Linked DNA regions of Homo sapiens: region 1 is linked to region 2. The links are chromatin loops, found by intact Hi-C in ENCODE. Cell type or tissue: ovary. All regions are shown on one strand.

The links. Peaks named below come from ENCODE experiments on the same cell type or tissue, not always from the same donor. Only the 100,000 strongest peaks of a DNase experiment are listed, where the experiment ranks them.
Region 1: it touches region 2 in a loop (3-fold over the local background); 28 of 110 quality-filtered maps call a loop at or near these places.

Annotation. Positions count from the first base shown.
Region 1 is chr11:117,082,137-117,087,136 of GRCh38, reverse strand. The region is part of intron 1 of SIK3 (SIK family kinase 3); the gene reads left to right. LOC124902763 (a long non-coding RNA gene) reads left to right here. Exons shown (of 2, transcript XR_007062899.1): 1 at 1-2,063; 2 at 2,146-5,000. Among named protein-coding and RNA genes, the nearest start is that of SIK3, 14 kb to the left of the region's middle. In ovary, no CTCF peak of the experiment used is centred here; no DNase peak of the experiment used is centred here; H3K27ac peaks cover 466 bases.
Region 2 is chr11:116,892,458-116,897,457 of GRCh38, reverse strand. It overlaps SIK3 (SIK family kinase 3), which reads left to right. Exons shown (of 25, transcript NM_001366686.3): 5 at 141-265; 6 at 1,082-1,205. Among named protein-coding and RNA genes, the nearest start is that of APOA1, 57 kb to the right of the region's middle. RefSeq lists enhancers at 966-1,467, 2,129-2,208. In ovary, no CTCF peak of the experiment used is centred here; a DNase peak (open chromatin) is centred at 2,217.

The DNA.
Region 1 (5,000 bases), 190 kb before region 2:
TTTTATAAATCATCATTCTCTCCTGATCTTTGATAAAGGGACAAAAACCCAAACTGGAGAAATTGCTGAAGGGAAGAAGAAAGGTTAATGAGAAACAGACTCTTGATCACCCAAACCATTGATTTTTTTTTTTTTTTTTTTTGAGATGGAGTCTCGCTCTGTTGTCCAGGCTGGAGTACAATGGCGTGATCTTGGCTCACTGCAACCTCTGCCTCTCCGGTTCAAGTGATTCCCCTGCCTCAGCCTCCTCAGTAGCTAGGATTACAGGCACGTGCCACCACACCTGGCTAATTTTTGTATTTTTAGTAGAGACGGGGTTTCACCGTGTTAGTCAGGCTGCTCTCCAACTCCTGACTTTGTGATCCACCTGCCTCGACCTCCCAAAGTGCTGGGATTACAGGAGTGAGCCATTGCACCTTGCCTCTCCACTGACTTTTTTTTTTTTTGAGACGGAGTCTCACTCTGTCACCCAGGCTGGAGTGCAGTGGCGCAGTCTCTGCTCACTGCAACCTCTGCCTCCTGGGTTCAAGAGATTCTCCTGCCTCAGCCTCCCAGGTAGCTGGGACTACGGGCGCCCACCACCACACCCGGCTAATTTTTTTGTATTTTTAGTAGAGACGGGGTTTCACCATGCTGGCCAGGGTGGTCTTGAACTCCTACCTCGTGATCCACTCGCCTCGGCCTCCCAGAGTGCTGGGATTATAGGCGTGAGCCACTGCACCCAGCCTACCATTGATTTTTAAATAACTATTTTTTGGTAAACCAGCGTGAGAATTTCAGAGATTAATAAAAGTTGTAAATTGCTCCTCCCTCGTTTTAATGGTGAAAAGATAGTCAAGGAGATTGTGAAGGAGAAAGTTATATGAATAAATATGGTAATGCAGCAGTCCTATCATGTTTAAATTTGCTGTGTGCATTGTACTTTATGGGTTAAGAGATTTTCAAGGGTAATTGGGCCATATAGGATATTGTGCTTAGTATGTTGTGGGGTTATGACTGTGGAATTATCTGTGTTTTGGACATTTGGTGGTAACTGCTTTTCTTTTATCTCCAATAGAAGCCCTCCTATACAGTAAGTTTTGGTTATGATGTGCTTAGTTAATTGAGGGGAAAAACTGATAAAGCAGGAAAATCAGAAATATATATTCATGCATTAATCTTTTTTTGGTTTTTCTTTTTTATGTAGACGGAGTCTTGCTCTGTCGCCCAGGCTGGAAGTGCAGTGGCATGATCTCGGCTCACTGCAACCTCTGCCTCCTGAGTAGCTGGGACTATAGGCACATGCCACCATGCCCGGCCAATTTTTGTATTTTTTGTAGAGATGGGGTTTCGCCATGTTGGCCAGGATGGTCTCGAATTCCTGAGCTCAGGCAGTTCGCCTGCTTCGGTCTCCTAAAGTGCTAGGCTTACAGGCATGAGCCACCATGCCTGGCTCATGCATTACTCTTTTAAAAAGTATGTATTGTGGAAAATTTCAAACATAAATGAAAGTAGAGGGAATAATATAATGAACCCCTATGTGCCTGTCGCCTAGTTTAAACAGTTGTCATCTTGTGACCAATCTTGCATTTATACCTTTCCCACTTCCCCGCTTTTTTCCTGGATTTTGAAGCATATCCCAGAATCCTTTCATTTCATCGGTAGATATTTTGGCATGTATCTCTAAATAGATGAAGATTCTTTAAACAAACAAACAAAACCAAACCCCAGGGCTGGGTATGGTGGTTCATGCCTGCCATCCCAGCACTTTGGGAGGTCTAGGTAGGTGGATCGCTTGAGGCTAGCTAGTTCAAAACCAGCCTGAGCAGCACGGTAGTAGTGAGGCCCCATCTCTACCAAAAAATAAAAATAAGTGAGCGGTGGATGGTGGTAAGTGGCTGTAGTTCTAGCTACTTGGGAGGTTGAGCTGGGAGGATTGCTTGAGCCCAGGAGTTCCAGATTACAGTGCAGTAAACTATGGTTGCGCCACTGCATTCCAGCCTGTGTGACAGAGACCCTGTCTCTAAAAAGGAAAGAAAGAAAAGAGAGAGAAAAGAAAGAAAGAAAGATTGATTAGCACATAGGTTAATATCAAAATATCTTAACCTATGTTAACAAACATTAATGTTTTTTGTTAATATTAAATATTAATGTTTGTTAACATAGGTTAATATTTTGTTAACCTGTTGATGCAGGGCCAAGGCTTTTTCTTTGTGTGCCCTAGTTGGAGTTCCTTAATTTTGTTTCCATTAAATACACCCATAATTCATTATCTATAATTTCCAGTTTTGTTTGCTTTTTAAAGCAGAACATGAATTTAATGGCATTTGTGAAGCAATATTAGTACAGCATCCCTCTTGATTTTTATGACTCCTTCCCAGTCTTTTATACTCATCTCATTCACGTCTAATTTACTATGTCTTTTTAAGCATTTGATGAAGTTTTCATAGAAACGTATCTCCTTAATTTTTCATCAGTTTACATTCTATTTAATTAAATTACATAACTGTAATAATGAGCAACTGGTATAAATAGGTTTGGGAAAAAAACAGTTAATTATTGGTAAGAATATAACTTAATAACGGGAGGCTGGGCCCGGCGCGGTGGCTCATGCCTGTAATTGCAGCACTTTGGGAGGCCCAGGCAGGCGGATCACCTGAGGTCAGGAGTTCCAGACCAGCCTGGCCAACCTGGTGAAACCCTGTCTCTACTAAAAATACAAAAATTAGCTGGGTGTGTTGGTGCATGCCTGTAATCCTAGCTACTCGAGAGGTCTGAGGCAGGAGAATTGCTTGAACCTGGGAGGCAGAGGTTGCAGTGAGCCAAGATCCTGCCACTGTACTGCAGCCTGGGCCACAGAGCGAGACTCCATCTCAAACAAACCAACCACAAAAAAACCAAAAAACTTAATAATGGGAGCAGCAGAAGCTTATAAGAGTAAGAGACAGCTGTTATTAGTTGGGGCCAGTTTGCATGTTGGGGGCATTGGTTGCTTTACTGAGACAAGGAGAAGCATTGATTATTTTGGCAGGTTGGTTGAGTGAAGGTGGGCTAAGAGAGCTTCTGCGTTAATTTAAAATGATAAAGAAGTCAAAGCTGTTAGAAATTTGAGGACAAGTTATTTTATAGAATCTTTTATTATTTATAGTGTGTACTTCGAGGTGGTATTTTTGTCCACTTATGTTAGAATTTGTGTGAACTGAGCTGAATTTGGTAATGAGTCAGTGGTATTAAAAACTTGGTGAAGAAACTGGCCAAACTCTTTAGTTTAAGAGGTTTATATCTGTTCACTGCTAGTGTAGTGTTCTGTGGAACAAGTTGACATTTTCTTGTAGTAAGTTGTTTTCTGTTTCTGGCGGAAGCAATCTTGGTTCATATGCTGCAAGAAACAGAACTGTTTTTATTGTGGAAGACAGGAGCAGAGCTGTGTGTTTCTTATTAGGATGAGTTGGACACCTGCAGGATTTCTTCTCTCTTTCTGCTTCTTGCCTCCTGTTGTCTTTTCCTTCTGTTAGAATGTTCTAATATTGCATAAGCAGCATTCCGACAATAGTTGAATTTTTTTGGTACTTCATTTTTTTAAACTCTCAAAATAATGTTTTTAGTGATTGTATGTTCTTGGCTTACTTTCCATTTCTACATCAACAGGGATATTGTTATTCTAGTCAAATGGGGTAGTTGTATTCTGGCAATGATCTTTGGGTCCAAGTCAGCTGCAGAAACAACACTTTCATATATTATACCTAAATATCTTACATGTGTATGGTAATTCTGGGAGGTAATTAAATGTTGGGATGGTACTTTAGGATCTCTTTAAAGGATTTCACAGTTCTCAGGAATAAAATAACTTGTTTGAAGCATGTTACTCATTGGCCTTTGACCATGCAAAAGGGTAGCCAGTGATTTTAGCCTACTGCCTCTTCCGATCTCATTTTCCTCCTTTCTTTTGAGGCAGCAGCTGCATCCAGTGCCCTGCTCTAATTGAGCTCTTAGTAAAAGGGGTATTGTTATACCAAGTCACAACCTCGTATAGCAGTGAGGTTACATCAATGGTTGTTAGATTTTTAGGCCACGCATCCATTTTGGAGTCACATTAAATTTTGAAAACCAAAATTTAGTTGCATTACCTAAATTTCTCTTCCTTTTCTTATCCTGATACCAGGATAAGAATAGGTTTTCTGTTTTTCCAGCTCTTTGTGGAACCTTTTTGGCCCATCAGAGTTGCTTGCGACAATCTGTAGTTAAAGAACTGAGACTGGTGCGGGAATCGGGATGTTTCTGGTTCCAGTTTTTACTAGCCAGCAGTTTGACTTTGGGCAAATTACTTAACCTCAGGGGGCTTCCAGTTTCTCTTTAATTTATAATTTTTTCAACTGCTTTATTGAGGTACATTTCACAGACCATACAGTTCACCCAATTTTTTTTAAGTGTATTCATGGAGCTGTGCGACCATCACTATAATACATTTTAGAACATTTTCATTATCCTTAAAAGAAGCATGGTACCCATTAGCAGTCACTGCTTATTTCTTCAACCTCTCTTCTCAGCCCTAAGCAACCACAAATTAATTTTTATCGATTTACGTCATCTGGACACTTCATATAAATAGAATTATGCAGTGGGTGTCCTGTTGTATTTTACTTCTTTCACTTGGTGTAATGCCTTCAAGGTTCATGCATGTTCTTACATATGTTGGAATCTCATTATTTTTTTATGGCTGAATAATATTATGTTGTATGGATACGCCACATTTTTAAAATCAATTCATGAATTGGTGGGCATTGTTTCTACTTATTGGCGATTATGAATAATATGGTCTTGAACATTTGTGTACAAATTTCTGTGTGATCATGTTTTCATTTTTTTCTTGGGCATATACCTAGGAGTGGAATCGCTTGGTCATGTGGTGACTCCTTGTTTAAGGTTTTGAGCAACTTCCAAACTGTTTTCCACAGTAGCTGCCCCATTTTATATTCTTACCTGCAATGTATGAGGGTTTCTGTTCTGTCTACATCCAAAAC
Region 2 (5,000 bases):
GCTATGTGGTTTCTAAATGTTCTCTTTTTGCATTTAATATTCAGACAATGATTTGGAATCTTTAGTGACTAGAGACTAGTGTTTGCTCAGTTATAATAAAAGGTTACAATAATACGAATTATGTCCATTTGCCTTTCTAGATTTTGGTTTCAGTAACCTCTTCACTCCTGGGCAGCTGCTGAAGACCTGGTGTGGCAGCCCTCCCTATGCTGCACCTGAACTCTTTGAAGGAAAAGAATATGATGGGCCCAAAGTGGACATCTGGGTAAGTAACTGCCTTCTCTTATACCCCACAGCATTAGCTACCCTTGGTTGATGACAGCTATTCGCATCCTGAAGGATACATAATGATGCAACATGAATTGAGATCCTGGTCACCTGTTCTTTCAAGTCCCAATTCCTGTGCAAAGCCTTTTTTTTTTTTTTTTTTTGAAACAGAGTCTCACTCTGTCGCCCAGGCTGGAGAGCAGCAGGATGATCTTGGCACACTGCAACCTCCACCTCCCAGGTTCAAGTGATTCTCCTGCCTCAGCCTCACAAGTAGTTGGGATTACAGGCACAAGCCACCACACTTGGCTAATTTTTTGTATTTTTAATAGAGACAGGGTTTCACCATGTTGGCCAGGCTGGTCTCAAACTCCTGACCTCAGGTGATCCTCCCGCCTTGGCCTCCCAAAATGCTGGGATTATAGGCATGAGCCACTGCACCCGGCCTACTCGTGCAAAATCTTTCCTCCAATACTTACCTTGTGGACTGAGCCACATATTTCAAATTTCCCCTTTGCATTTGCAAAAGAAGCCCAAGGGCCAGCTTGGATGGGGGCCGTTGCCAAGAAGAGAGATTATTTCTACTGTGGCCACTTACCTTATCCCCAGAGAATGAGTACTGAGAAAAATTCAGGATGTTACCCTAAATTAATGCCTAGAAGCAAAGAAGATTGTTAACTGTTCTAAGATGGAAGAAAAAGTTTGTTCCATAATCGTATGCATGACTCACCATCATCTGCATACACACACTACAGTAGTCTTTTTTGTTTCCCCTGATGTGATTAATTGTACATCCTCTCTGTTTGGGATGCAGAGCCTTGGAGTTGTCCTCTACGTGCTTGTGTGCGGTGCCCTGCCATTTGATGGAAGCACACTGCAGAATCTGCGGGCCCGCGTGCTGAGTGGAAAGTTCCGCATCCCATTTTTTATGTCCACAGGTAAGGGAGTCGCTAGCACACAGCTATGAATGGGTTCATGAAAGTTAGACCCACTCAGTTATCCCAGGAATTTAGTGATGGAGTATAAATGGCCCACTTACAACCTTTTTTAACTCCAGCTTGCTGACCTGATGCCTCCAGGAGGCAAGGTTCTGTAGAAACAGTATATAGGTTTTGGCATCAGAGAGCCCTACTTGGGTTTGAATCTGGGCCCTAAGTCTGTCTCAGCTTTAGTGTCCTCATCTATAAATTGGCTGAGAGTTTTGTGAGGGCTGCTATTACTGTAAGGATTAAATGAGATAATGTATGTGAAGACTCAGTAGGCCCATGGCATAGCAGTAATGCAATAAATGCTTTTGTTTCACTTCTGTCTTCCTACCCTTTTTCAGGATATTTCCACTTATTGGGTTCTCATTGCAATGTGGTTTTAAATGCCAAGGATAAAGTAGGCTTTGCATCTTAGTCTTGCTACTGCTTCATTTCCTATTTCTGTGCTCTTTGTCCTCCAGAATCAAATTTAAAAAATTTTATTTAACGAGTGGGCAGTAAGGTAGGCAGGTCTTGGAAAAATTTAACACCGAAAATAGATACAAGATACTCAGAATTAACAGTATTTTATCACCATTTATTTGCACATAAGAAGGGAACATTTTAGAGAACGCAAAAAGTCATATAGTTTTGCTTAATCATCTGTTTTCATTTTAAGGAAGAACATGTGTCCACTGGGTTGACAACAAGGTAGAAGCCCATGGTAATTGCATTTTAGAACAAAGAGGTGAACCTTGGAGTAGATTTAACTTGGCTCCTTTGAACTGATAACGTCATAGTGTAGAAGATAGTGCTAAATGCTGTGGGACAAATAAAATAGAGAAGGAGTTAGGATAGTGGTTGGTAAGTTACATGAAAACCCCTTCATGGAGAAAGGGACCTTTCAGCAAAGCCTGAAAGAAGGTGAGGGTGAATGCTGTGCAGTCCGGGGAAGAGCACCCCCTGGCTGTTGAGGGGTCAGCGCAGAGGCCGCGGGGATGGAGCATGGCTGCATGTGAAGGAACGGGAAGGAGGCCTGCGTGCCTGGAAGGAAGGAGCGGTGAGAGATGAGGAAGAGAGATGAGGTCAGAGAGGTAAGAGGGAGCTTAATTTTAGGGCCTAGTTAATGTAAAGACTTTAGATTTTACTGTGACTGAAGTATACAGGATTGGAGGGTTTTGACAGGAGTGATGTAATCTGAGTTTTATTTTTTCCAAATTTTATGATGAAAAATTTCAAACATACAAAAAAATTGAAAAATTTTGCAGTGACTTTTGTTTAAAAAAGATCACTTTGGCTGCTATGTTGCCGGTAGGCTAAAAGGTACAAAGGCTGAAGGAGGGACACCAGTTAGGAGGAGACTTTTACAATAGTCCAGATAAGAGATGTTGGTGGCTGGTTCCCAGTCTGGGGTGTCGAGATGGAGATGGTAAGAAGTGATCAGATTCAAGAGATGCTACCTACCATGTGTGGCAGGCACTGTTCAAAGCACTTCACAAACATTAACTCACTTCATTATTTTAACAACCCTATGAGATACACAAGATTATTGTCTCCATTTTACTGGTGATAAAACTGAAGCCAGGAGAGATTAGGCAATTTTCCCAAGATAACACTGCTACCAAGTGGCTGAAGTAGAATTTGAACCCAGGTATTTTGGCTCCAATAACATTTAGTGTTGGATTTGATATGAAAGAAAGACTCCAGAGTTTCTATCCTGAGCAAATGGAAGGATGGTTTTACTGCCAACTGAGATGGGGATGACTGGGGAAGAATACTTACATTTTGGAGAGATGTTTTAGACATGTCATGTTTGAGGTGCACATTAGACATCAGAGTTAAGATATGAATTGGCAGTCGCATTTAGGAGAGAATTCTGGGTTGGGGATGTATGTTTGGAATCCCCAGTGTATAGATAATAGTTAAAGCCATGAGGTGAGCTCACTTTTTAGGCAGTGGTTACAGAGAAGAGAAGAGGTCCATGAATTAAACTCTGGAACATACCGCTATTTAGAGAACAAGCAGGTGAAGAGGTATCATAAGAGTTGCTGGTGAGGTAAGCCAGAGGGCCTGCTGTCCTAGGAGACAAGTGAAGAGACTGTTCCCAGGAGGAGGGAGGAGGGAGTGAGGAGCTGTGGGGAGTGAATGCTGCTGCCAAGTCAGGTAAGAGGACTGAGAACTGAATGTTGCATTTAGAAATGTGGAGATCGTTAATGATTTTGTTTCTTTTTTATCCCCCCACACCCTCACCTTCCTAGATCATTAATGATTCTGAAGTACACTTTTGGCAGAGGAACAGGAGCAAAAGCTTAATCATGTGGTTGCAACAAAAAAGGAATAGAAGGAAAATAGACGACACGCTCTTTCCAGTTTACTATAAAAGGAAGCAGAGAAGTGGTCCAGTATTGCTCTGGCCAGGGTCACCAGTGATCTCGTTATTGATCAACTGCATATCCTTAGTCTTTTTCTTAATCACTGCCCAGCAGTGATTAACACTTCACCCTTGCCCTCCCTCCCTCTCTCCTTTCCTCCCTTCCTCCCTAACTCCCTTTTTTGGGACTGGGTCTTGCTCTGTTGCTCAGGTTGGAATGCAGTGGTGTGATCGTGGCTCACTGCAGCTGGACCTCCCAGGCTCAAGTGATCCTCCCTTAGCCTCCCAAATAGCTGGAGCTGCAGGCACACACCACTATGCCTGACTAATTTTTTTTTTTGGTAGAGATGGGGTTTTGCCATGTTGTCCAGGCTGATCTCAAACTCTTGAGTTCAGGCGATCTGCCTGCCTTGGCCTCCCAAAGTGCTGGGACTATTGGTGTGAGCTACTGTGCCCTGTCTCTTTAGAGTTATATGTTAGAGCAGCTTTAGATTCACAGCAGTATTGAGTGGAAGGTACACAGTTTGCATGTACCCTCTGTGCTGTCCTGCCTCCCTCCCCTGCTGACCCCTGTCATAATCAATGTGCCCCACCAGAGTGGTATGTTTGTTACAATCAATGAACATGCATTGACACATTATCACCCAAAGTCCATAGCTTACATTTGGGTTTTCTCTCAGTGTTACACATTCTGTGGGTTTTGGTAAATGTATAGTGACATGTATTCACCACTATAATACATATAAAATTGTTTCACTGCCCCCAAATCCTCTGTGCTCTGCCTGTTTATCCATTTCTCCCTAACCCCCTGCAACTACTGATCCTTTCACTGTCTCCACAAGTTTTTCCTTTTCCAGAATGTCATATGGGTAGAAACATACAGGATGCAGCCTTTTCAGATTGGTGTTTTTCAAATAGTAATATGCAATAAGGTTCCTCCATGTCTCTTCATGGCTTGAGAGCCCGTTTCTTTTTAGCACTGAATAATATTTCCTTGCCTGGATGTACCACCCTTTATCCTTTCACCTACGGATGACTTGGTTGCTTCCAAATTTTGACAATTATGAATAAAGCTACTGTAACATCTTTGTGCAGGTTTTTGTGTGGACATAAATTTTTAATTCATTTGGTTAAACACTAAGGAGCACAATTCCTGGATCATATGGTAAGAGCATGGATAGTTTTGTAGGAAACTGCCAAACTGTCTTCCAAAGTGGCTATGCTATTTTGCATTCCTGCCAGCAATGAGTGAGAGCTTCTGCTGCGCCACATCCTTGTCAGCATTTGGTGGTGTCAGCATTTTGGATTTTGGCCACTCTAATAGGTATATAGTGATATTTCATTGTTGTTTTAATTTTTAATTCTCTAATGATGTATGAGGATGAGCATCTTTTCTT